3 separate regions of the Mus musculus genome follow, and all the other regions are linked to region 1. Evidence: chromatin loops called from intact Hi-C (ENCODE). Cell type or tissue: heart. All regions are shown on one strand. Each heading gives the region's core, and the rest is flanking DNA. Links, peaks and the distances in the headings are about the cores only.

Region 1 (8,308 bases), core at 18-8,017:
TCGCAGACAGTCTGCTGAGGGTTAGTCTTTGGGAAGACTGATTCCAAGATCTGGAATGCCTTGCACAGACACAACAGTGGGCCCAGGGGCAGGACTGGTCAGGGCCAGTGTGTGATTTGAGCCAAGCTGTCCTCATCTCCTGTGGTCTCTGCCAATAGCAGTGGTCATCAAGGTTAGAGTCTTTAAAACTAGGCAGCATGATGGAGAGCCAGCAGTGCCTTTGGCAGACACTATCCATTTCCCTTGGAAAGTATGCTGGCCAGGATTTCTTTTGGTTTAAATAAAAAATAAAAGTGGGAATCTGATACGGGCGTATTATTTTAGAGTTGATAGCTAGCACAAAATGTTCATTTATCAGCCAAAGAAAATACTCCTTGTTGAGTAAGTATTAGATCTCAGGCTATGGTAGAAACACACATTTCCCAGGTGTCCACAGAGAACATAAATAAGGAGGGTCAGGCTAACTTTGAAGCCGTAGTTATGCTCCTCAAACCCCTCAGAGATTGCCAGCCCTGCTGGGTGTTTTCACACGCCACAGTCTTGGCAGAGGATACACCACATTTCAAAGTACAAATGTCTGTGCTCTTTGCCAAAGCATTACATTTAGGCCCATTTGCAGGGTGTGGGACCTGGAGTTTGCAATTGTAGCTGCTATCAAATATGGAATACCAGATTAGGTTTACAGAATACTCCCAAGTACATGACATCTATAAAATAGAAGTCACTTCTCAAAAGTCAAAATGCCACAGCCTTGCTCATGAACAATCCAAGGTTGGTGTGTGGACGAGCACGCTATTGTTCAGAGAACAGTTTGAGTTTGCACAGAGCTAAACATGACGTTGAGGCAAGGTGTTGAGTAGACAGGCAACTTTTCACACAATTGATTGGTGATTGCTTTATTTATGGATTGAGGAAAATCATGAACATGTTGGGTGCTGTCTCTGTTTGTACACATGTGTGCCCGTGTGCATGCCTCTGCATATATGTGAGCATATGTGCTTGTGTGTGTGCATGCATGTGTGTGCCCATGTGTGCATGCATGTGTATGTATGTGTGCTTGTGTGTGTGACTGTGCATGTGTGTATGTGCATGCATGTATATGTGTCTGAATGTGTGTATGTGTGCTTGTGTGTATGTGTGAGTATGCATGTGCATGTGTGTATGCATTGTATACATTGTGTGCATGTGTGTGCATGTGTTTGCATATGAGTATGTATGTGCAAGTGTGTGCATGTATGTGTGCATGCATGTATATGTGCATGCATATAGTGTGTGTATGTGTTTGTGTGCATGTGTGTATGCATGCATGTGTGTGCATGTGTGAGTATGTGCATGCATGTGTGTACATGTGTATGTGTGCGTGCACTCCCATATGTGTGCATGTAATTGAAGTTCTTTTCCCTCAGTTGCTCAGAAGTCAATCCCTAGGATCATTTTGTCTTGTCTCTTTCTCTCCCACTTCACTTAAGTCTACCAACATTCTGCAGGCCTCCTTTCCGACTCTAGCCAGAGCCCAGCCACATCTGGTCACCTCCTTGGCTGCCAGCCTGTGGTGCCAGCATCTCTTCCTGTACAATGGCAAATGTCTCCCTGATTCTTGCTCTTTGAGATTATTTTCAGTACAAAGACAGAGAGTCCTCTTTAAACAGAAGACAGAGCCTGCCACTCCTCAGACACACCCCGATAATCTTGTCCTCGTTCCGAGAGGAGGTTGATTCCTCCTGGACAGATACGGCCTGGAATGCTCCCCTCCTCGTCTCCTGTCAGCAGTCAGTGCACTCTCCCCACCCCCACGGCCCAGCATGGTGGCCCCATGACCCACCACGGGTCACCACACCCACCTTGGACCTCCATGGACTGTTCTATCTTCCAGCACATGTCAGAGTGCCAGCCCAGGTACAAGTTAGTAAGAACCCAACACTGCCACTGAATCAATAGGAATGAGAAAGATGCTGAGCTCATTGTATGGTCAACATGAGACAGGACTCAACAATGCTGAAGCTAGAAAATTAAGAAAAAGATAAAAATCTGTGTCCTTATAAGAACTAAAGATTTTAAAAGGAACTATTTGAGCTGGGCAGTGGTGGTGCATACCTTTGATCCCAGCACTTGGGAGGCAGAGGCAAGTGGATCTCTGTGAGTTCGAGGCTAACCTGGTCTACAGTGCAAGTTCCAGGACAGCCAGGGCTGCACAGAGAAACCCTGTATCAAAAAAAAGGGGGGGGGCATTATTTCCTTATACCATTTAATAATTATATAGCAGAATTACTTTATATCACTGTACACTTAGCATTTTGAGGCTGGAGAGATTGCTTAGCTGTTAAGAGTGATCACTGGTCTTACAGAAGTCCTAAGTTTGAGTCCCAGGATATACCGCAGGTGGCTCACAACTGCCAGTAACTCCAGCTTAAGGGGTCTGTGGCACTTGTTGCCTCTGGACTCCCCAGGCACATACACTCAGTGTGCACATATCCATGTATACCACACATGGAGACACACACATGTACACACATACAACACACACACAAGAACACACACTTAATAAAATGGATCTTTTTAAAGTCAGCATTTCAAACCGAGTCTCACTTTAAAATTCTATGGTTACAGGTCCTCTGAATGTGATTAAGTACATTAAATACAGTTGTTGTCCATACAAATGTACTTGCAGCATACAGACATGGGGGATTATTTCAATATCACATTTGGGTTGCTGTGTTTTTGATGTCAGAAAGATCCATCCCTGAGGCGTATTGGGGAGAAAGCGCTGAGGCAGAGTGAGGACCCGCCTCAGTGAGCTGAGTTCAGGTGCTTCGCTCTGGTTCACACCTATTTCCTAGTAGTCAGTAAGAATACTCACCGTTACGGAGCCCACGTGTCTCCTAGCTTCTTTATTGAGTTCTGTGAAAGACAGTCATCTTCAGTTGATTTCCCTTGCATGGAGTCTGTTCATGATCAAGTGTGAAAACGACAGCTGAGCGAATCGACGAACTATAAAATAGACTCTGAAGCCAGCCGTGCACGTAGTGTTGACCCGGCCTGTTGACTCTCGCCAGCAGGGGGAACACGGAGCTGCAGGGAACACGAAGCAGACACCACTGACTTGGAGGAAGAGGGGAAGAAACACAAGGTCTCACCTGGAATCTTCAGACCACAGGCATCCTAGTTACCATAGAGCCTCCCTGTTCCTTCATAAGGGAGCACTTCATCCTTGCTGTCTGACATCTGTCATTTTACAGGGCAACAGATAAGACAGAGACAACAGAAGATGTCGTGTGGGGATAAAATAAATCAGTGGATAAGGTACAAGTCATGGAAGCATCCCAGGTCTTCAGCATTCACAGAAAACATAAAAGCCGGGTGCCGTAGCTCCCTCCTGTGGGCAACAGAATTTAGAGGCAAGCAACAGGTAGATCAGGGAAGCTCACTGGCCAACCTGTCTTGCCAAAATGGCAAGGTTTAGGCTAAGTGAGAGACCTCATCCAAGGCAGAAAGGGATAGAGGAAGATATCTAGTGTTGACATTTGGCTTCCACGGTGCCCTTATGGGTAAGCATGCCCAGTCGCGGGCGAGTGTGTGCACACACACACACACACACATACACACACACACACACACACACACATACACACACATACACACACACACACATACACACACACACACACATACACACACACACACACACACACACACACACACACAGAGAGAGAGAGAGAGAGAGAGAATTTAAAGTTTAAAAAAAAGTATTTTCCTAACCTACAGTTAGCCCTTTATAATTCTATTCATTTTTACTGCTCTCTGAACAAGCCTTCAAATTTGAACTTGTTGCTACATTTTTATGCACCAGAATGATATATTTCAAACTTGGAACATTTTTTTCTGACTGAGAAATCTTTACACTTTAGGGTTGCTTAATGTATCCAGGAATCTGACAGTAGCTTGTGTCAACGTGACAAAGAACTGTCCTGCAAACCTGCTGTGGCTAGACAACAGGGCTCTGAAGAGTAACAGCTTGTCATGATGAAGCCCTCCAGCCAGGTCAGAAAGCACGGAAGACACACTGGCAGTTTTCCTTTAGTCTCTGGGCATCAGAGAAGTCCTTGAACGATTCCGTCGCTTTGGATCCCTCTGCTGGCTGCATTGTGGCACATGCCCTGGGGTGGGAAAGACTCTGAGGCTGCTTATGGGGTCAGGAGGAAAGAACTAAGTGCCTGCAAGGGCAGTGTCACAAAGAGAAAAATCAAAGCACTGTTCGGAGTACACACATAGCTGGTTGAAATCATGAAGGAGGAGAAGAAAGACTCAAAGCAGAGTGCAAAGCTCTTGGCTTGAGAAGTCTGGTTGGTTCCTACTGAGTGAGCAGACAGAGACAGCGTCCTCGGGATGTTTGGAAAGTGAGGTAATGAAATTGGTTTGAGGCACAGCCCATCATGCAGAACACCCAGATGGAGAAGTCAAATGGACACGTGGAAATACTTAAGATGACTAAGAGAACATAGCCTGTGTAGTTAGATCACTGGATATCGTGTGTGTGTGTGTGTGTGTGTGTGTGTGTGTGTGTGTGTGTGTGCGCGCGCGCGTGCGCGTGCGAACTCATGTGTGTGCACACTTGATAGTTTGTGTGTGTCTGCATGCAATCTGTGCACTTGACAGAAAAGCCACAGCCCAGGGAGAAATGTTCTGCAATGAAAACCAGGCCTGTGTGAGTGCTGGTCTGGACTTAGGGCTCCTCCTCATCAGCTTCATGTTTGCTCAAAGAACAAAACGAGGAGGCCAAGCAGGTCTTCCCACATTACAGCAATGGAATTAAAGTGTTACTGTCCAACTGAATCTATAGACCACACATTTTATAAGTGACGAGATGTGTTCAAAGACTGAGGCTGTCTTATATGGACTTAGATGTACTGGACTATGTACCAGCAAGAGGAAAGCACGTCTGACATTTCTCTGGAGACGTAGTTTGCAGTTATGAAGCCCGTGGTCATGTGGTAGTTGCATAGCAGGAAGCACATATAGTTACCTAACTCCAGCACAGACTTGGATACTGGCAACGAGGGACAATTGTCAAAAAGAAACAGGCCGTCAGAGTCTGAATCAGTGTTAGTCTCAACCTGTGGCATTGGATCTTCACACAGTGAGAGGCCCTGTGACCCTGTGACATACAACCCCAAACTTACATGGGTCTGCATTAAACCGAGTCACATGCAAGTGAAATAGATTGTAGCAGCAGCAGTTAAGTATTACACAGCCCCCTTATTAGCACAGCTCTGCACTAACATGCATATTTGGTACCTTTGGTACCTTAAGATCAGGGTCTAAAGTCACACTCAACATGACTTCTATTTTCACTTGGTGGCCTGGTCCTGACCAGGATTCCTGGAGACTGGAGAGGATGAGCACGTCATCCATCAGCTCACTTGGCCACACTCGTACCTCCCGGTGTCCCTTCCTTTAGGAATGTGGAGCTGCTGCTATCTCTGCCCGATGGTCACCACTGTCCTCTGCACACCTGACACCTGCCCTCTGCACATCTCCATACCTGCCCTCTGCACAGCCCTCACACCTGCCCTCTGCACAGCCCTCACACCTGCCCTCTGCACACCCCTCACACCTGCCCTCTGCACAGCCCTCACACCTGCCCTCTGCACACCCCTCACACCTGCCCTCTGCACAGCCCTCACACCTGCCCTCTGCACACCCCTCACACCTGCCCTCTGCACACCCCTCACACCTGCCCTCTGCACACCCCTCACACCTGCCCTCTGCACACCCCTCACACCTGCCCTCTGCACACCCCTCACACTGCCCTCTGCACACCTCCACACCTGCCCTCTGCACACCCCTCACACCTGCCCTCTGACACCTTTATCACACCTGCCCTCTGCACACCTCCACACCTGCCCTCTGCACAGCCCTCACACCTGCCCTCTGCACACCTCTCACACCTGCCCTCTGCACACCCCTCACACCTGCCCTCTGCACACCTTTATCACACCTGCCCTCTGCACAGCCCTCACACCTGCCCTCTGCACACCTCTCACACCTGCCCTCTGCACACCCCTCACACCTGCCCTCTGCACAACCCTCACACCTGCCCTCTGCACACCTCTCACACCTGCCCTCTGCACAGCCCTCACACCTGCCCTCTGCACAGCCCTCACACCTGCCCTCTGCACACCCCTCACACCTGCCCTCTGCACAGCCTTCACACCTGCCCTCTGCACACCCCTCACCTGCCCTCTACACACCTGTATCATCCAACCCCCACTCTGGTGTCACTTATTCTTCCATTTAGGGTAATATCACAGTCTCAGTCGTGTCAAGCCACTTAGTCAGTCTTCCCATGTGGGCTCTGTGTGTGTGTGTGTGTGTGTGTGTGTGTGTGTGTGTGTGTGTACATGGATGCATGGACATATGTGCCTTTAGTGTAAAACATGTGCTAGTGTACGTGAGCCACTTTCCACTTTCCTTTGTGAAATGGGAACAGGAGAACACCTAAGCATGTGGACAGCACAGGAAGCCTTGGATCAGCAGACAGAAGGTTGAGTCCTTCTGTCCCAGGGGTTGGAGAGAAGTTGTTTCTCAAGTCACCACACCCATCTTAGCTCCTCAAATACTCCATCGTGAGCAAGTGGGACAGGAAATGGCACCAAGCAGACTCTGGTTACTTCCTAGCTATGTTTTAATGACAGAGACCAGCCTGTTCTGAACACAGAGACCCTGGTTTTTGTCTCCTGTCTGTCCTCTCCACTGCACTGCTTGAAGCCCTGTCTGCTTAATGGAAGCGGCGTGTTACATTCCCTGTGAGATGACGCTGTGTGTTCTGGGCTTCTCCTGATGGCACATCTTGTGACATCATTGCTGGCCTGAGTCAAATGCCTCAGGAATGTGTTCTCTCCTAACTGTTCTTTAAGGTCACTGACAGGAAAGGGAGGCCATTTTAAAGTCCATTCTCCTCCTGGTTACCTCTCATCACACTGCTGGCTGTGGTGAGACTCCATGACTGAGCAATGGCCTGAGGCTCGGAATATCTGGAAATATCTCTTGAGGAAGGGCGAGGGCCCTGGATTTATATCAAAGTCTTCTGTTAACTTCCTCTTTGAGGCCTTTTTTTCTGAGCAGATGATAAAACAGAGCTGGGGAGGGGGTGGGGGGTGACTCAGTCACAAGAGTACTTGCCAAACAAGCAAGAGTACCAAGTATGGTCCCCAGGGCACGAGGAAAAAAGCTGAGTGTGTTGACACACGCTTGTAATCCCAGCACAGAGATGTAGGAACACTGATCCCTGAGACCGCTGGGTTCTCACAAAAATGTGGGAGAATGACCCTTGAGGTTAAGAACTGGCCTCCACGTAGGAAAGCATACCTGGGCATACAGCGCGCGCGTGCACGCGCACGCGCACACGCACACACACACACACACACACACACACACACACACACGCACAATCAAATAGCATAGCATATCACCAATGGAATTCAACAAACTCTGTTAGAACTGAAGCAGTTCCCTGGAGATGAAGCTTTCTACCTTACTTCTAAGCCACCATGTTGCCTCCTTCCTGTCTCTGCCCGTCCTTCAGAGCCTGCTAACTCCCCTTGAGAAGTGCCAGTAATTCTCCAGACCGTGGCCCAGTGTGTTGTTTCAGGTATAATAGTATTTGTTAATTTGTTATTCTACCAAGATGCAATTTGTGAGTGGATGATAAAGCTGTAATTCCCACAGTGGAGACGGGGGCTCTTCCTTCAGTAAACACAGTGAATCTACCCTGGGGAGGCGTGAGAAGGAACAAGTCCCCAGGTGTTCTCTGACTTGGGGAGCTTAGCGTCTACCATGATGAGGTGAAGTCATGAAAGTGAGCCTTGACAGACCTCAGAAACTGATGTTGCCAGGGTGGAAAAGACAGTGTGTCCCACTAACACCTGGGAGAGGAATGAGTCATTTCTACCTTCAGGAGAATCAGAAATAATGTATGAAAAAGACACATGGTAATAGCGTCAGTATTTATAATAAAACAAGAACTACATTTAAAGGTATTGTATTTAGTCCTCTATAAGGTAGGCATTTGCTCTGTTTTGTGATGTGAAGGCTAGGCTGGACGTTAATGAAGAGTTGGTTTTGTTTGTTTGTTTGTTTTTGAGGTAGAACCGAGAGGGTAGAGAAAGGCACTGTTCATTGGTGGGAATCGGCAGTATCAAGGCGTGGGTGTTGGGAAGCCAGAGGCATCTACTGGCACCGTGCAGGTCAGTGTGGTTGGAGCATTGGAAGGGTCAAAGCCAGTTACAAAAGAGCCACGCGTGCAGGCTGT
Region 2 (8,308 bases), core at 298-8,297, 81 kb after region 1:
GTGAACAACAGACCCTTATAACATCACTGGTTCTTGGACTAAGCCATGCTATGTGCATCTCTGGGGGCTTCCTGGAGTGTAGACAGCCATTGTGGGACCTCTCAGCCTCCCCCAAGAAATACCTTCTCACATAGCTGCCTCACTCAGGAACATGACTGACAGTGATTTAGAACTGGAAGAGAGTGTCCCTCCGCACTGTTGTGTCTACACAGTGGAGAGTTCTTATGAGAAGCCTGGGGTAACCGGAGTGGACTAACCACTTAAATGGGAAGGGCAAGACATTAAACCATTTAAAGCTAATTGTTGTTGGTACTGTGGAAAAAAAGTGGCTTAATTACAGGGACCAAGACATAACTAGACTCTCCAATATACACTTACAAAATCTGCAGAACCTAGGCCTCTCCAGGTGAGGGGACAAGGCCTTGAAGACCATGGAGGCCACAGTGTTCTCGGAAACGCCAGGAGCAGGAGCCTTCCCTGCCAGAACGCTCCAGTGTGCGGCGTTGGCAAACTATCACTAAGCCGACCACAGAACAGCATGTGCACGCCTCATTAGTCAATGGGTGGCAGGCTCACATCTCTCCCCCACTTTGGGGTGAGAGCTGGAGAGATGGCTCAGCAGTGGCAAGATCCTGCACTACCAGATGTCAGCAACCACTTCAGGCAGCGCACGGGCTCCTGTGACTCCAACTTCAAGGGATCTGACACCTTCTTCTGGCCTCCACTAGCATCTGAACACAAACACACACACACACACACACACACACACACACACACACACACACACACACTAAAACCCTTTTTAAAGGATGAAAGAAAACTGTCGCCATCTTTTTAAAAGAGATCCTATCCACAGAACCCATGCCCCGTTGGATCTGAGCCCACCTGGTCCTCTGTGAATTAATGGCTAAGAGCAGGAAGCTCTTCTCTGTCACAGGCTGACTGTGAGAGAGACCTTGCTGAAGAAGCTCCACTGAGTTCTTGGGCCATAATGAGAGGTGTAAGAGCAAGGTGTGACCAAGCCTAGAAGTGAACTCCAGAATATAACCAACAGGTTTATTTCTTCCATTCGGCCCCGTGATTTGAAAGAGAATGAAGAGGCCAGGCGTGTGTGGCCAGACCACAGAGTGCAGACGCTTGTGCTGGCCCAGACCTTGCAATGCTAATGAAAACATCAGCTTAGAAGTGTGTGGTTCATGGGCATTCCTGATGGCTGATGCAAGTCCTGGGGGGCTTTAATGAGTTACAGGCATATTTGTCTGAAGGAGGAAGTGAAGTTACAGACAGGTTTGAAACTGATTATGTGCAGAGTCGGGTGGGACACTTTGAGACGGTGGCAGCGTTCCATCAGATAGATCTGTGCTCTGGATATAAATATATCTAGCTTCACTGGTCCCAAAAGAACCCAGAACCTAAAATGGACATTTTTAATAGAGAATGATTAACTTGCTGTATATAAGTCCTAGGAGAATATTTTTTAATTGCAACACATAGAAAGTGGATATGAATGTCCCCAAGGACAGCTGGCCTCTAAGCCCTGTCCTCGAGCTGCAGGCCCTGACTCCACATGGGACTGAGTTGAAGAAATGTCAGCAGCAGAGAAAGGTTTGGACACTAGTGGACATTAACTCGCAATCCAACATGGAACAGATCTAGGGGGGTTTCTGACGAAACTCACCTGTGCTGTATGGAGAAACTTCATTACAGTCATGGCACTGTCCACACCAACTCTCACATCAAAGAGAATAAGAGGTAGTTTATTCTGGAGCCAAATATGGGTGACCATGGCCTGGAAACATGGATTTAGGTAACCCCCAAATCCAGTGTTCCGATGCAAAAGGAATTTCATGAAGTTTTTATAGTAACTCGACAAAGATACTTCAAAAACATTACATAGGCGGTCACGGAGAAGCAGAGAAGTCTCGGCTGCTCTCTGATGACCCTGTGCAATTTCATTGGAAGAAAATTGGGAGTTTGCTAAGTGAACACATTCCAGAAGGGTTTTATCTGTGTGTAATCAGGACATTAGGGTGGTGTGGGGTAAATGGCTACTTAGTAGGCTAAAGGTCACCTAAGATCAAGGTAATTAGGTTCTGGACCTACAACATTCCAACTTCCCCACAGTCATTGAGACTTGGCTGCTCAGCCTTCACAGAACCAGGACTTCTCAGTCGATAACATACAACAGTTACACTTTGTGCTGCACACCACACGGCTAACGAACGCTTCACCAAGGACACACCTCAGATTTAAAACTATTATATGTTACAAACCGTTGTGTTTGACGGTCTATTCGAAGCTTTCTCTTATGGAAGCACAATAGTCTAATTATGGGGAAAAAAAAGACTTCCCATGCTTCCTACCGCAGCGCGTATCAAACCACATTGAATTAAACCAACACACACATCCAGTGATGTGCAAACGGTTCTGTCTGTAATGAACAGTAAAATCACGTATGTATCAAAGAATTGTTTCCGAAACCTGAAGGCTTTTACCCTAAGTAAACATTTGACTTACGTACCTGTTACATCTGCTTATACACACAGGGTAGCAAAAGTTTCTCAGACAAGAAAGGGTCATGAACAGAAAACATTCGAAGCCCTGCTCTGATGAAGGAAGGTGGACACGTATTTATTCGAAAGGATCACAATCCTGTTCTCCAGAGCTGTCAAAACGACAGCTGGTCTGGGCTCGAGCACTCCCTGACAGCCTTCCTCAGGCCTTCACAGATGATCAAGCATGCTTCCAGAAACTTCCCTCGCTCTGTCCCTCGTGTATTCAAGCCCGGGTGGACTCTGGAGCTTTTTCCAGCCTCCCACAGATCTCCCCTCTTACCTCTCATTCAAAGGCTGACAAACTAAAGCTCACAGGAACGAAATCTAGTCTGCGGCCGACCGCATGAACTCAGCTTCACTTTGAGTTTTTAAATGCTGGGTGGGCGGTACACACGTGGTCCGTGATGTTTAAAACAGTTTTACCTTTGGCCCAAAATATTCATTGACCCTCGTTTCTTACAGTGATGGCTTACTCTCATACAAATATTAGCCTATTTAATGCCATCTTGCCATCCTCAGCTGAGAGGAGGGATCTGGCTAACAGGTGGTTGGAGGAACACACAGCCTCGTGGAGACTTGGGATTGGCTCCAGTGCCATCGTGTAGGGGAAGCTAATGGCATCCTGGTTACTAGATAGGCTGCAGCTAAGTCCTGGAAGGCCTTGGCAACTTGGACTTTACAGTTGCAGGTCCAGTAGCAACTTGAGAAAGTAATCCACTGGAGGAGATTGTGGTGGCAGAGATGGCAATCCGGGCATACAGGAAAAGATGCCCTGGGGTAGCAGAAGCAGCCGCTGCTAAGTTTTGCCCTGAACCACCGTGAGTGGTGAGCTGTTGTTGCGGTGTATTGCAAAGCTGGAGTTCCAGACGACACCACTGCTCACTCACAGGGCGCTCATTTTGCCTGTAGTGGAAAGGCAGCGAGAGGAGTTGTGAGTCGGGCACGAGATCTAAGGGACTCAGAACTCCAGGGCCATGTGAGTTTGCTGCAGAGCAAGTGTGAGGGACAATGACAGCCCTGATTGGGGGAGGGGGCCTGGATGGATGCTGACTCTGCAGTTTCCTGTGGCTTCTGTGTCCCTACCTAATGTCATAGCTTCACCTGCCAACCTGACACAAACTTAGAGAGGCTGGGGGAAGGGAGCTTCAGTTGAGAAATCGCCTCCATCAGATTGGCCTGTGGGAGTGTTTGCAGGGCATTTTCTTGATTGCTAGTTGTTGGAGGAAGGCCCCGCCCACTGTGGGCGGCACCATCTCTAGGCAGGCAGTCCATCCAGGTCAGAAAGGTAGCTGAATGTGAGCCAGTGAGCAGCCAGTGGCAGCGCTCCTGCATGGCCTCCGCTTCAGCTCCAGCCTCAGGTTGACTTAGTCAGGGTGCTATCGCAGTAACAGAAAGTAACGTAGGAAATCTAGTAAGCACCAGCACTTCCACTGTTCTGGAAGATTCTACAGAAGTCGTTCCCTACCTGTGGCCGATAGACCAACCAGCAGTCTCCCTCCAGTCCTCAGGCCAATTCCTAGAACTAAATCCAAGCAGAACCTGTGTGAGCCTGTGTTAGAGCCTGCTACGGGGCTAATGTGTGAGCCTGAAGGATGGTGACACGGCCCAGCATTCACTGAAAGGAGGCAGAGATTGCCCCTGGAGTCATCGTTGAGGTTTTCCTCAAAAGCATGAAGCTTATGGCTAGACAGCAGCTTTGGATGCGCCCTCAGAATGCAGACACGCTTGCCACCTCTGTAACCTCTAAATGGAGACATGGAATGTGCTTTCCTGTGCATGTGTGTGCGTGCAGAATATGTATATATGGTACACGGGAAATAAATAGCTTAAGCTAGATACCAGAAAGATCCCTCGCTGCTCTGGGGTCTGGAAGCAAATGACAGGAAAGTGTGATTGGGAAAGTAAAATTGTTTAACCGGCTCAGAAATTAAAACAAAACAAAACAAAACAAACAAACAAACAAAAAAAAAAAACCAACTAAGGCGTTTCCAAGTGCGGGAAACATTCCAAACAGGATGTACAGGAGTGTGCGAGGTGCCTGGGGAAAGGAAGCATTTGGGAGAAATTGGAACTACATTTTACAATGATTTATTTATTTTGTTAATGGAGTACACTCAAGGTTTGTATGTATCTGAGGTGAGTGGAAACACAAGTCCATATAAACTGTAAGTAGAGTAGCTTTTAAATTTCCGTTTTTATTTACTGACGGAAAGGAAGTAATTTAAAGTTATTTAAAACACACACAACAAAGAAACACTAGACAATTTTCTGCTTCCTTCCTGTTGATCTCACTGCCAACAGTGCCCTCTAGTGGTGAACTGAGAAGACGTTGGTGGAGGAGGGAAAAAACATTACCGGAATTTTCATGAAAACGTAAACTTTTACAATTCCACTTGGTAACTGAATGCTATATTTGGCAAGAAAAAAAATGAATCTTTGCAGAGGTTCACAGCAGATAGCTTAAGACGTGGGCGTTTCAACGTCAGCTTTCCTTAGTGGCTCTCCTGAGTGCATGCCCATCTGTGCGTGTAAATGCCCTCGAGGCTGCCTTTGGGGCGAGTCTGGGCCACAGCTTCTATTGTGTACCTTAAAACGAACAGAATCCACTTTTATGAGGGATACAATCGTTCTCCCCGAACTTGTGCTTCAACCTTAATCACTTCCAAGAACAACACAGTGTTCTTGCAGGATCTCACCTGGCCCCAACTCATCGAACAAACCAAGCCCCATTTTCTTAGAATGATTCAGACGCTCCCCTCCCCCGACCCCCACCCCCGCAAAAAGCAGTCATCACAACAGGCTACAGCCCGGGTTACAGAATGAAGTCGCGCTAACCCTGGCTCTGCCTAGAGCTTCTAGAGCAGCTACTTCTGAAATAAAGATGGGAGGTGGCTTCCCGGGCGCCACTCTAACGCCAGGCAACCGCTGGGCCATGAGCTCTGAGGCTTCAGCTCTGAACATGGTTCTCTGCCCTAAGCCCCTGGTCCAAAGATCCAAAGCACAGTACTTGTCTGTTTTAGGAGATGTTGGTACATACAGGCTGTTTTATGAGCATTCTGACATTCCGACTGTACCCCCTTTGATGTCTTCAATAGCACCCTTTGTCATAAGTGCCCAAAACGTGTCACTCACTGGCTGTCATGTTGGACAGAATTGGACACTCTTTCACTACAGGGGGACATCCTTGGTCTAGAATCATCTTCAAGCCCTGGCCCTAAAGAAACTCCTGAAAATTGTACTTTATAGGAGCAAAAGTTATTAAGCAACACACCGTCTAGCAATCAAAGAGAATGTCCTTAGTGCTTGGACAGACAGGTTCCACTCACATTCTAGACCGATACCCTAAGAAGAACGCATTCTTTATGAGGCATTTTTGCCAAAACACATAAACTGAATCTAACCATGAGGAAACTTCTGACACGAAGTGAAAGAGAGTCTGCAAAATAATTGGCTTGTCCTTTCCAAAATGCCAAGGTCATCAAAGAGAAAGGAAGGCTAGAGTTGAACCACAGGAGGGGAGACTCGAGAGACATGACAGTTAAATGAATCACAAGATCCTAAGTTAGGTCTAAACCACGGAAGGCATTAGCTACAGCCCAAAGTCCTGATTAGAGGGACACAAGAATCATGTTTCTTGTTTGCTCACCATGGTGTGACCAGATCAGAAAAGGTCTAGGGCTGAAAAGATGGTTCCGCCATTAAGACTGGTCGCTGCTCTTCCAGGGGACCTGAGTTTGGTTCCTGGCACCAACTTTGTGTGGCTCACAACTGCCTGTAACTCCTAATCCAGAGAATCCCATGCCTTCTGACTCCAGGTGGTTCTCTCTCTCTCTCTCCCTCTCTCTCTCCCTCTCTCTCTCTCTCTCTCTCTCTCTCTGTGTGTGTGTGTGTGTGCCTGTCTGTCTCTCTGTCGCTGTCTGTCTGTCTCTGTCGGTCTGTCTGTCTGTCTGTCTCTCGCTCTGTCTCTGTGTGTGTGTGTGTGTGTGTGTATGTATGTGTGTGCCTGTCTGTCTCTCTGTCGCTGTCTGTCTCTGTCAGTCTGTCTGTCTGTCTCTTTCTCTCTGTCTGTCTGTCTCTCTCTCTCTCTCTCTGTCTCTCTGTGTGTGTGTGTGTTTGTGTGTGTGTGTGTGTTTGTGTGTGTGTGTGTGTGTATGTGTGCGTGTGCCTGTCTGTCTCTCTGTTGCTGTCTGTGTGTGTCTGTCTCTGTCGGCCTGTCTGTCTCTCTCTCTTTACACACACACACACATATTTTCTTGAACCATCCTTAACCGTATATTCCAGTCTCAGAGTGAGCCAGGAAATGTGAGCAGAGCCAGATCCTGATGTTTGTTGCCCTAGGTCTCCCAGAAGGGAATCCGATTTTCCAAATAAAATAAACTGTTTTTTCCATCTGTTTCTAATCTGCCTTTGAAAATGTTGCGGTGATGGATTTTCAAAGAGACGGCGTCCAGGCTCCTTCTCAGCCTTGACATGTGTGTAGATGAGGTCGGGGACATGGCACCCACATGCCACCGTCCTGAATTGTCTCCAGAGTTCTATCTGCTCTCACATCTTGACACTCCTCTCTCCAAACAGTCATGCATATTTATTGGCATTAAACAGAATCTCCTCTTCAACAAAATGAATTGTGAATATTGTATGCTCCCAGACAGACTGGAAAATATGACAGAGACTTCCACCAAACACCCTGATGATATGGCAGAAATGGGAAATAGCCATATTATTTCCTTAATACCAGGACTACTCTCAAAATGTAAGAATCAAAAACCAGAATCCATTTCCAAATATGCCTCCCCCAGAAGAAGGCAAGCTGCCAGAAGAAATGCAGACCAGACTTTTGCTATCGTATAGCATGGTGTCCAAAAATATTCTTAAAAATAGGTAGTCTGCTTCATAAACAGTGGTGGGCCTGTGTTCTGAACCACGCACGGCTGTGTATGTGCTTGTGTGGTTGTATGTTTAAAAATATTTTTTTCATTATATTTACTGAGAAAGGTGGGTCACATGTGTGCCCGTGGCACCCAGGTGGAGGTCAGAGGTCAACTTGGGAGTCTTTTCTCTCCTTCCACCCAGTGGGTCACAGGTGTTGAACTCAGTCCATCAAGCCTGATAGCAGGCATCTTTATCAGCTGAGCCGTCTCACCGTTTTAGACTTATAATTTCTGACGCTATAAAAATTAGAGTTAAGAACATTGTACTGGCTTGTTTTGTGTATCAACGTGACACAAGCTGCAGTTGTCACAGAGAAAGGAGCTGAAATGCCGCCATGAGATCCAGCTGTGGGCATTTTCTCAATTAGTGATCAAGGGTGGGAGGGCTCATTGTGGGCGGTGCCATCTCTGAGCTGGCATGAGATAGAAATCTTCAGTACAGGCTACATTGCATATTAGAAGCAAGTTGGTGAATTCTTCTAACAAATGGAGATTCTCCACAGATACTTAAAAGTTACACTCCTACTAGAAATTATCAGGGCCCAGGAAATAGGGGGAGGAGGTTGTGGTATTGCAGTATTCATGAGAATGTCTGCTAAAGTAGAACCCCTGGTGGTGGGCTTAACAATAGACTAGCTTTCCACCTGGCTCCCTTCTTAGTGGCAGGGTTAGGGTCCCCGCCATCTTTTGATGTATACATTCCTTTTGTATTGTGTCACTGTGACTTGGTGGGTTGTATCTCATCTGGCTTCTTGCTATTCTGCTGTATAAAAAGTTTGATGCTCGACCTGACAAAATACATTCAGATTCTACACAATCTCC
Region 3 (8,308 bases), core at 283-8,282, 310 kb before region 1:
ACTGCAGTTTTATCTGAGTAAAGTATAAGGCTGGCAAGACAGCTCAGCCAGCCCAGCTCACTACCAAGTCTGTGGACCTACTGAGGAGGAGAACGAGGACTCGCACAAATGTCCTCTCATCTCCACATGTGCGATTCACACATTTACACAAAGCAGTCAATAGTAATATTTAAAATAAGTAAATACATGTAAGAAAAGTCACCACACACATCAAAATAAGGAAGCTAAAATACAAAACAGACCCTAATACATCCAGTAATACAATCTCTTGCCTAAATGGCTGAGTTTTAACTCAGAGTCTGACACTATGCCTAACCTATTCCACAATGGTATTTCTACAACAGAGCTGCATATATTATAAATCTATTCAACTATAGTAAGAATATTATTTATATTCTTATATAAATAAAAATAAATTCTTAGCCGAGCATGGTGGTGCACGCCTTTAATCCCAGCACTCGGGAAGCAGAGGCAGGCGGATTTCTGAGTTCGGAGCCAGCCTGGTCTACAAAGTGAGTTTCAGGCCAGCCAAGGGCTATACAGAGAAACACTGTCTCAGAAAAAAAACAAAATAAATAAATAAATAAATAAATTCTTACTTTACTTTGCTGACTAATGTCTACCCAGTAAGAGTATAGAATATATATTTATATTTGAAAAGATCATTTCACTTTAACTGATTTTCCAATAATAAAATTACTACACTTAATGATAAATTTGATATAGCACTCAGAAGCCAGTGATAATCATCAAGAAAGACAATGCATATGTCTACATGAATAAAATATGGAAGAAAGTGATTTTAACTTCCCTCTTGTTATAACCTACATGTGTGTATATATATATGTGTGTGTATATGTACATATATGTATATGTATGTATGTATATATATATATATATATATACATATATATATATATACATACATATGTAAAAACTGAATGCTTACTGAAAGTAAGCTACAATGCATAAAATCCGGACAGCTCTAAAATTAATTATGTTGAACTTGATGATAAAAACCTGAATGTATAAAACATACAAACAATTAAAACCAACCTGCATCTGACATTTGGGCTGGAAATAAAAGGTAATAAATGGTACTGGTGCCAAGACACTCCAGGCAACTGTCCAAGTTCTAGGTAGCCAGTGGGCATATACACCTAAGAGACCAAAAAATTACAAGGGTACCCAACCACAATAATGTCTACAGTGGTGATACAAATGTCCTGGGGCCCAGAGATCCTGCACAAAGCAAGTCACATGCCAGATGCCTTCCTAAAACCATTCCTATTCTTTCACTCAGGAAAGTCTGAGGCCTTATAGAAGGTACAGTTCTATCTTCAGTGGGAAGAAGAGCGAAGAAGGGGACCAGATTCTCTGAATAAAATGAAGGCATGAAGACCTAAGCAGCCTTTTCCTGACCATGTCCTGGTCAACCATGCCCTCCTCTTGGGCCAGCGTGGGGCTGGGCATGCCGCAGGAGCTCAGAGGATCTGTAATCTCGTTCACCATCCCAGCACAGAGGGGGACCTAGAGGCCGTGTGCAGAGGACTCCCTTCGGAAGACAGCAGTAGATCCAAAGTCCTTGGTGCATTCCCTGACCAACAAAAAAGAAGCTGGGTCACATGTGCTCCAAGGGGGAGGAGATACTGAAGGAAACACACTGACTTAAGAAAAAGTCAGGAGACAATGCTGAAGATTGTAAGAACAGAGAGCACCTGCAGCTTGAGCAGCAGAGGCATCGCTGAGCCATGAGACACTGAGTCAGGATTTTATGTGGGGCAACCACACTACAGAAACAGCCAACACTGCTTTACACTTGCTTGGCTATGGAAGGTCATGCCTACTTCTGCTAAAAAAGACTTTAGTGAGAAAGGAAAAAGAACTTCCCCACCTCTAGGTGGCTCCTGTTGCTCCTCTCTAGAGTTGGCTCAGATGGCACTTGGTGATGAAAATCACACTCGGCGGGACACCACTGGGCATCCTTAGACCCTTCCCTCCTTGGCCTGTGGCAGCTTCCCCAACCTCCTTGGGCATCTGGCACTGAGCAGTCACACCATCTGTCTGGCCCACAACCACGTGACACTGCAAAACATCAGGCACAGCAGAATTCATATTTCCATTCTGTAATCCTGTTCTAATAAGACACAGTTGGTTTAATGCTGTATGTAGTTAGGAAAGCAGAATGTGTACCATAGAGTATCACAAGAGCAACACTAGTTAAAAGTGTCTCATTAGCATGCGTTTTCCACAGACCAAAAATGCATTGTTTTTACCTGATACTTAAAGGCTGTTCCAGATCATCCACAAAATTAGAACACAGAAGGGCTAGTTTGGCTTTTCTGACACAAAACACAAATATCACAGAGCATAAATGTCCTGGGTGTGCCGATCGGTGCCTGAGTGCTTTAATCCCAGCACTCAGTAGGCAGAAGCAGGCAGATCTCTGTGAGTTTGAAGACAGACTGCTCTATGCAGTTTCAAACGAGGGTATACATGAAAAGTGGATACTACACCACTTTCTCTACTGAGCACAGCTACGTACACTAGGACCTGGAGAGTAAAGCAGGCACTACTGCCCACAAGGGATGGAGAAAACAATAAAATACAGTATAATTATAAATTTTGACAGATTAAGAATGACTGTCATTGTGGAAGAAGTAAGATGGGTCTAACGGATGTGAAAACAGTGGACAGAGAAGACTTCCATAAGGAAGCATACTGGAGCTAGTCCTCAAAAGATGAGGAATTACTCAGGAGCTGGGAAAATGGCCCTGAGGCCAGGCTGCTGGGGAACTGACCTGTATTCTGGGAGATGTGGGTGAGGGGCTGGGGCCTCAAGAAACAGCACAAGAAGGCCTGCTGAGGATTCTATACCATACTCCAAGGATTCTTGGGAATCTTGAAGGCCTGAAGAAGAAATGGCTTTCTTTTTCAGGCTATTGTCAAGAAAACAAGCAGGAAGGGGCAAAGGAGACCGGCAAACTTAAGAGAGGTCAGAGTGGCTTGAACTAAAGGACAACATGGCAGAGCCTGAAAATCAAACAGGTTTGAGAGCTACTTTGCTGGAAAGATAGCCAGTACTTTGTGGTCAACTGTTTCTGAGAGCTGATGGACAGAAGAGAGTGCAGAGTAAGCAAGACACTTTGTTTGGATAGATGCGTTCGGAAAAGGCAAGGAAGAGTTTGCAAGTCTGGATGGCACAGACAAAGTTCCGGAGAAATGGGAGATGCTGCCATTGTAGACGAAGATGTGCCAGGCACGCCTGAGGTGCCTGTCCATCATAGCTTTCCTGATAACAGTAGTATCCCCATCTTAAAGGCAGTGAATTTAGATCACAAAGCTAGAGAAACGGGGACCATTCTTGGCTCCCTGGATGCTGACAAGTCTGGCTAGCTGCTAGGAGGCATCCCTCCCAAGTCTATAGAACACTAGGAACTACTTCTACATTAGGATATTTAGGACTGAAACAAAGTAACAGCCAAGAAGAGCCAGTAGTTGATACATTGCTCTTTAATTCAAATCCTGTATTTATAATTTCTAATGTTTCCTATCCACACCTCAACCCTATTCCACCTCCACCTAGAATGAACTTGGCCAAGTTTTGAACACTTGCAAATTTTTCTGGGACTTCAACATTTTATAAATGGACAAAGCCGGACTGCCAAAATTAACTCCAACAAAAAGAGCAATGATACCCTGCAGTAAACAATAGTTTTACTCCCAAATTCTATGAAACAACAGAAAGTCCAATAAGAAACAGGAAACCTTTTCTTAAGAAATTAACCATTTCTCAGAAAGCAAGGCACTCAGGTCAAGCACTAACATATGCCACCAAATACAAAGGCTATAAAAGTGAGCACGGAGGATTAGGATTTTAAAAGTCATAAGCTTTAAAACTCTAAAGACAAAAATGCAAAGAAAAGCAACACAACAACCCTGTATGATGCTAAATCTACAATTTCCAAACAGCTCTAAAAAAAAAAAAAATGCAGAATTCAGGTAGTGTGACCCCAGGAATGGCATGGGCACCTTCGGAACTGAGTCTCTCCAGGACACTGACACTAACTGAAAACCTTTCCTATCTGCACAGTCAGCCCCGTGACTTGGCTCCCTCTAGGGGCTCTCTGCTGTCCCCCAAAGCTCCTGTAGCCCAGAAACAGGGCTTGATGGCAAAGATCTCAGTCCATTATGGCCAATTGAGCCCGGTACGGAAAGTACCATCTTGAGACTCTTCAAGGGAGGGGTGACTGATTGGGAGGATTTTTAGAAAAGATTTAATTACCTACACTGCAAATTACACTGTGTTGAATCTGATCCTCCAGTAGAAGAATCATCAAAGCGTGTCCAGTCTTCTTAAATGGAGTATTGGCCGTGTGTACTTTTGAGGTTTAGGGGTAGCTCCCCATGGAAATATATACGATCACAAGAACCATTAACATGACCACTAGAGGATAAAGCACAAACCACTTCCCAAACTGCTAGCGCAGTTGTCCGGAGCCCTGATTCCTGGGTTTATCAGCACCCCACCCCCACCCCCACCCTGCAGTGGGCTGACATTCCCGATTGCCTCCAGCAAAGAACAGGTTTTTGGGTTTAAAAAACAAAACAGGAAAGGTGCCGGTTTTCTGTGCCTCCAAGGTACGATCACAACCCCTGGCAACCACAGATTAAAGACTTTTAAAGAAGAAAGAAAAACTACCTACACCCCCACACACATACACATACACACACACACACACACACACATACACATCCCAAAACTGGGCAGAAACGCAGAGATCACCACATATTTAATATACTTCCCTGGGACAAAACGTGTCTCATGAAAAATGGCTGAGCACCAATCTACAGTTAGGTATCTAAGTGTTCGTCCCTGCTGTCAGCGGGTTGGAGGGATTTTTTTTTTTTTTCTCCTTAACGCAAGGCTTTGATGTGTTGGCAGAGCTGACCTGACAAGCTGGAGTAGGCTAGGAAACGTGTCCTGCATATTTCCTTCTGTGCCTCCAAAGATTAGGACCAGAACTGACTGCGATTAAACCCTACCTAGGATCCAAGGGCTTGAGCCCTTGATGCTGTTCGATGCTGGGAAAGTAGTGGTTCCGCAACCCCGGGCAGCTCGGCGATGCTGAAATGAGCAACCCAGCCCCTAGCTGGTCTCCGCCGCCCACCACCGGGCCGCAGCGGCCTCGCACGCCAAGCCCCCGACCCTTAAAGTTGAGCCTCCTATGATTGCCCTCTGCAAGTTTCCAGGGTGCAGGACGCAGCCAACTTTGCAAGCCGCCTCTGGGCGACTCGCTTCCCCGGAGGGGCTGGCCACCGGGGAGGCAGGGCGGCTACGGTTCAGACAAAATGCAGAAGCCTTCCAACCGCCACTTTTCCTTTTCCAGAGGGGAAGCTCTCCCTCCAGGCGAGCATCCGATTTCCATCTGGAGAGGGAGAGGGCCGACCGCGCATTCCCCTCGCCCACAAAAGTGGCCTCTAAAGTCGCTCGCCAAGGACACCGGGAAGGAGGCGACCCCGGGCAGGGCCAACTTTCGGGAGGCGAGGTGAGGGCGCGAGGGTGACAGCGGCGCCGCGGGGGGCGCGGGCCGGGAAAGTTGTACTTACTGCGCTCGCAGCCCGTCCTCGTAGTCCCGGTGCACGGCCCTCGGCGGAGGCCCGGCCCGCCCAGGCTGAGGCGGCGGCTGAGACGGCCGCGGCCGGCGGCGGCGGAGGGCGAGCGGCGGGCCGGGGCTGAGGAGGCCGGGCCGCAGGGCGGCGCGCGGAGGGCTGAGCCGGCAGAGAGACGCGCGGGGAGGGCGCACGCCGGCCTGGCCCGGCAGGGAGGGCGGTGCGCAGCGGCGCAGAGGAGGAAGGGCGGAGGAAGGAGGGCGGGACCGATAGGGCCGCGGAGCCCCGCACAGGGGCGGGATGAGGGCCGCCGCGAGAGCGAGCCAGCCGGGGAGGCCGCGCCGGGGCAGGGAGGACGAGGTCTGGGAAGTGTGGTGGGGGGCCGAGGAGGCGGGGCGGAGGGCCTGGGCGGGTGGGGCGGAGGCCGAGGAGGCGGGGCCAAGGGCCAGGGAGGGAGGGGCGGAGGGCCAAAGAGGCAGGGCGAACGGCCCGGGAGGGCGGAGCGGAGGCCTAGGAGGCGGAGCCAAGGGCCAGGGAGGGAGGGGCGGAGGGCCGAGGAGGCGGGGCCGAGGGCCGTGATTGCAGGTGGGCAAGGGAGAGCAGGGTGCAGAGCTGGAGAGAGCTGGATGCAGGGCTGAGAGGGGGGCGGGCCGAGGGCCAGGGAGGAGGGCCAAGAGCCAGAGGCTCCGCCCCTTTTCTGGTCGCGGCGCTGGAGAGAGGAGCAGTGTTATACCCCTCACCAGCTCGGGTTACAGCGGCGGCCCCGCCTGCAGACAAGGTTCGGGACAGCGCGGTGCGGCTTTGTGGGAGGCGCTGAGGCCGGTGGGCCGGAGCCTGGCTGAGGTTAAACATTTCCTCCAGTCGCTCGCAGGCTTGGGGTCGCCAGGCCAGTGAGACCTTGCAGCTGACCGCTCTGCGTCTGCTGACAGGAAAGAAGGGAGAAACGGCCCAGCCTTTCCAAGGACTGGTTTGAATGGCTTTTCCTGTAGAATAACTGTGAATTGATGTCCACCGCAGCAACCAGTGATGACCGTTGCAAGTGAGGAGAGATTAAAAAAAAAAAAAAATGAAGTGAATGAATCGAATGTAACAAAGGTTTTAAAAGAGTTGGGATCACTGGAAAGAGGATTGTCACAAGTTCGAGGTCAGTATATGTTACCCTAGCAACAAGCAGTATCAGACCTCAAAGAGTGAATCATATATTATTACACACACACACACACACAGAGAGAGAGAGAGAGAGAGAGAGAGAGAGAGAGAGAGAGAGAGAGGCAGGAATTTTGCCAGAAATTCAAGAACAGCCTGGGCTACATTCTTTGGTTCCAGGGCATCCTGGGCTACAGAATGGGACTGTCAAAAAAGAGAAAGAAGTCTAAGTCGAGCATTCTCCAAGGCATAGTTTGGATTGCTTTTCCTGAGTAGCTGTGATTCAGCAACAGCACCCCCACCTCCCTGAGCAGCAGGCCATGATAGAGGCAACAGACAACGAGGGGAAAAAAGGCAAATGAATCAGAGGTGAGTAACAAAAGTTTAGAAAGAACTGGGCTCAGATTCAAAAAATGCACCCACACACCTTTAAAAATAGCTTTTAATCAGCAAAGGACATCGGAACATTGACCTGGAAGTGCAAATTCATATGTTGTTTCACTATTTTTCTGTCATGCAGTGCCTGAAGTGGACAAAATTCAGTCTTTGGGCTAGAAATGCTCACACATGCCCGAAGCTCAGTAGTAGTTATTAATTTGGAAAGAGATGGTGTGGCATACAGTGGGAGAGAGGCTAGAATGCATTCCAGTTGTAAAATGTTCCCTTTATTGCCTAGGCACTTGCTTCTTATCATCAAAATAAGGATATGAAAAAGGACTTCCAGTTTCTCACTTCTGTTCGAGAGACTTTCTTGTTTAGACATTTGTTTCCTCCGGTTTTAACCTGTAGTTTCTCCCCAGCTCACTAGCTCCTTCACCAGTAAGTAGAAACAAAAAAGAGAATGCTAGCTAAGACTTAAATGCAAGGAAGCAACATTTGAAGAATTTGGTGAAAGGCTTTCTCTGGGAGTCAAAGGCACAATCCAAGGAAATAGGATTTCAGGGGAGTCCTCCTGTAACCCTAATAGGATCTTCTCAAAGGGGTTTTCTGGCCTTGAGGTAGACTAGCTCTAACATCTCCTCCCCCTGTCAGTCCTCTACTCAACCACTGAACAGGATCAGCCGCCTGCCTGATTGCCAAAGCCAGTGGAAAATCTTAATGCCCAGTTTGTGCCTTTTGCAGAATTTGCCAGTCTTGACCTATTCTTTTTATTTTTTTTAACTATAAACAAGTTAACAAGTTAACTTAACTGCGACCGTGCTCCTGTGACCAGAAGTAAATAGAATTTAGTGTATTATGAGTAGCCATGTAGAGAAGTCTTTCCTAAGATCCAGGTACCCAGTGAGGCATCTTATCCCCACACTAGAACACAGCCTTAGGGATAGCTTACAAAGTCAGATTTTTTTCCCAGTTCCAGATAAACAGAGAGAACCATTCCCTGCCTCAGCCCCATTTAGCCCCAGTTTTCCTCTCCTGTGTATAATACAGACTGCTTTAAGCTTTCTTAGCCAGGATTGTGTACCTGTTAGGATTTCCTGAGATGCCACCAAATGCCTTTGGGAGGATTGATAGACCTCCCATACTTCCCGTTTCTGATTCTATTCCTGGA

Evidence for each region. Hi-C counts contacts between places; a loop is a spot of excess contacts. Peaks named below come from ENCODE experiments on the same cell type or tissue, not always from the same donor. Only the 100,000 strongest peaks of a DNase experiment are listed, where the experiment ranks them.
Region 2: it touches region 1 in a loop (2.5-fold over the local background); 3 of 42 quality-filtered maps call a loop at or near these places.
Region 3: a loop joins it to region 1, with 5 times the contacts of the local background. A loop is called at or near these places in 4 of 42 quality-filtered maps.

What each region holds. Positions count from the first base shown.
Region 1 is chr6:145,437,728-145,446,035 of GRCm38, reverse strand. It overlaps Gm15499 (a long non-coding RNA gene), which reads right to left and starts at 3,166. Exons shown (of 3, transcript XR_378154.3): 1 at 2,858-3,166. It also overlaps a transcript of Lmntd1 not described here. In heart, for the core only: CTCF peaks have their summits at 3,055 (motif pointing right) and 4,132 (motif pointing left); DNase peaks (open chromatin) are centred at 85, 4,141 and 4,359; H3K27ac peaks cover 4,986 bases.
Region 2 is chr6:145,356,799-145,365,106 of GRCm38, reverse strand. No RefSeq gene overlaps it. Among named protein-coding and RNA genes, the nearest start is that of Gm38926, 13 kb to the right of the region's middle. In heart, for the core only: a CTCF peak has its summit at 4,871 (motif pointing left); no DNase peak of the experiment used is centred there; H3K27ac peaks cover 1,042 bases; H3K27me3 peaks cover 960 bases.
Region 3 is chr6:145,744,269-145,752,576 of GRCm38, reverse strand. It overlaps Rassf8 (Ras association (RalGDS/AF-6) domain family (N-terminal) member 8), which reads right to left and starts at 5,790. Exons shown (of 5, transcript NM_027760.3): 1 at 5,611-5,790. It overlaps Gm15704 (a long non-coding RNA gene), which reads left to right and starts at 4,203. Exons shown (of 4, transcript XR_869590.3): 1 at 4,203-5,549; 2 at 6,543-6,757; 3 at 6,940-7,128. In heart, for the core only: CTCF peaks have their summits at 1,912, 4,130 (motif pointing left) and 5,811; DNase peaks (open chromatin) are centred at 5,856 and 6,276; H3K4me3 peaks cover 3,293 bases; H3K27ac peaks cover 4,169 bases.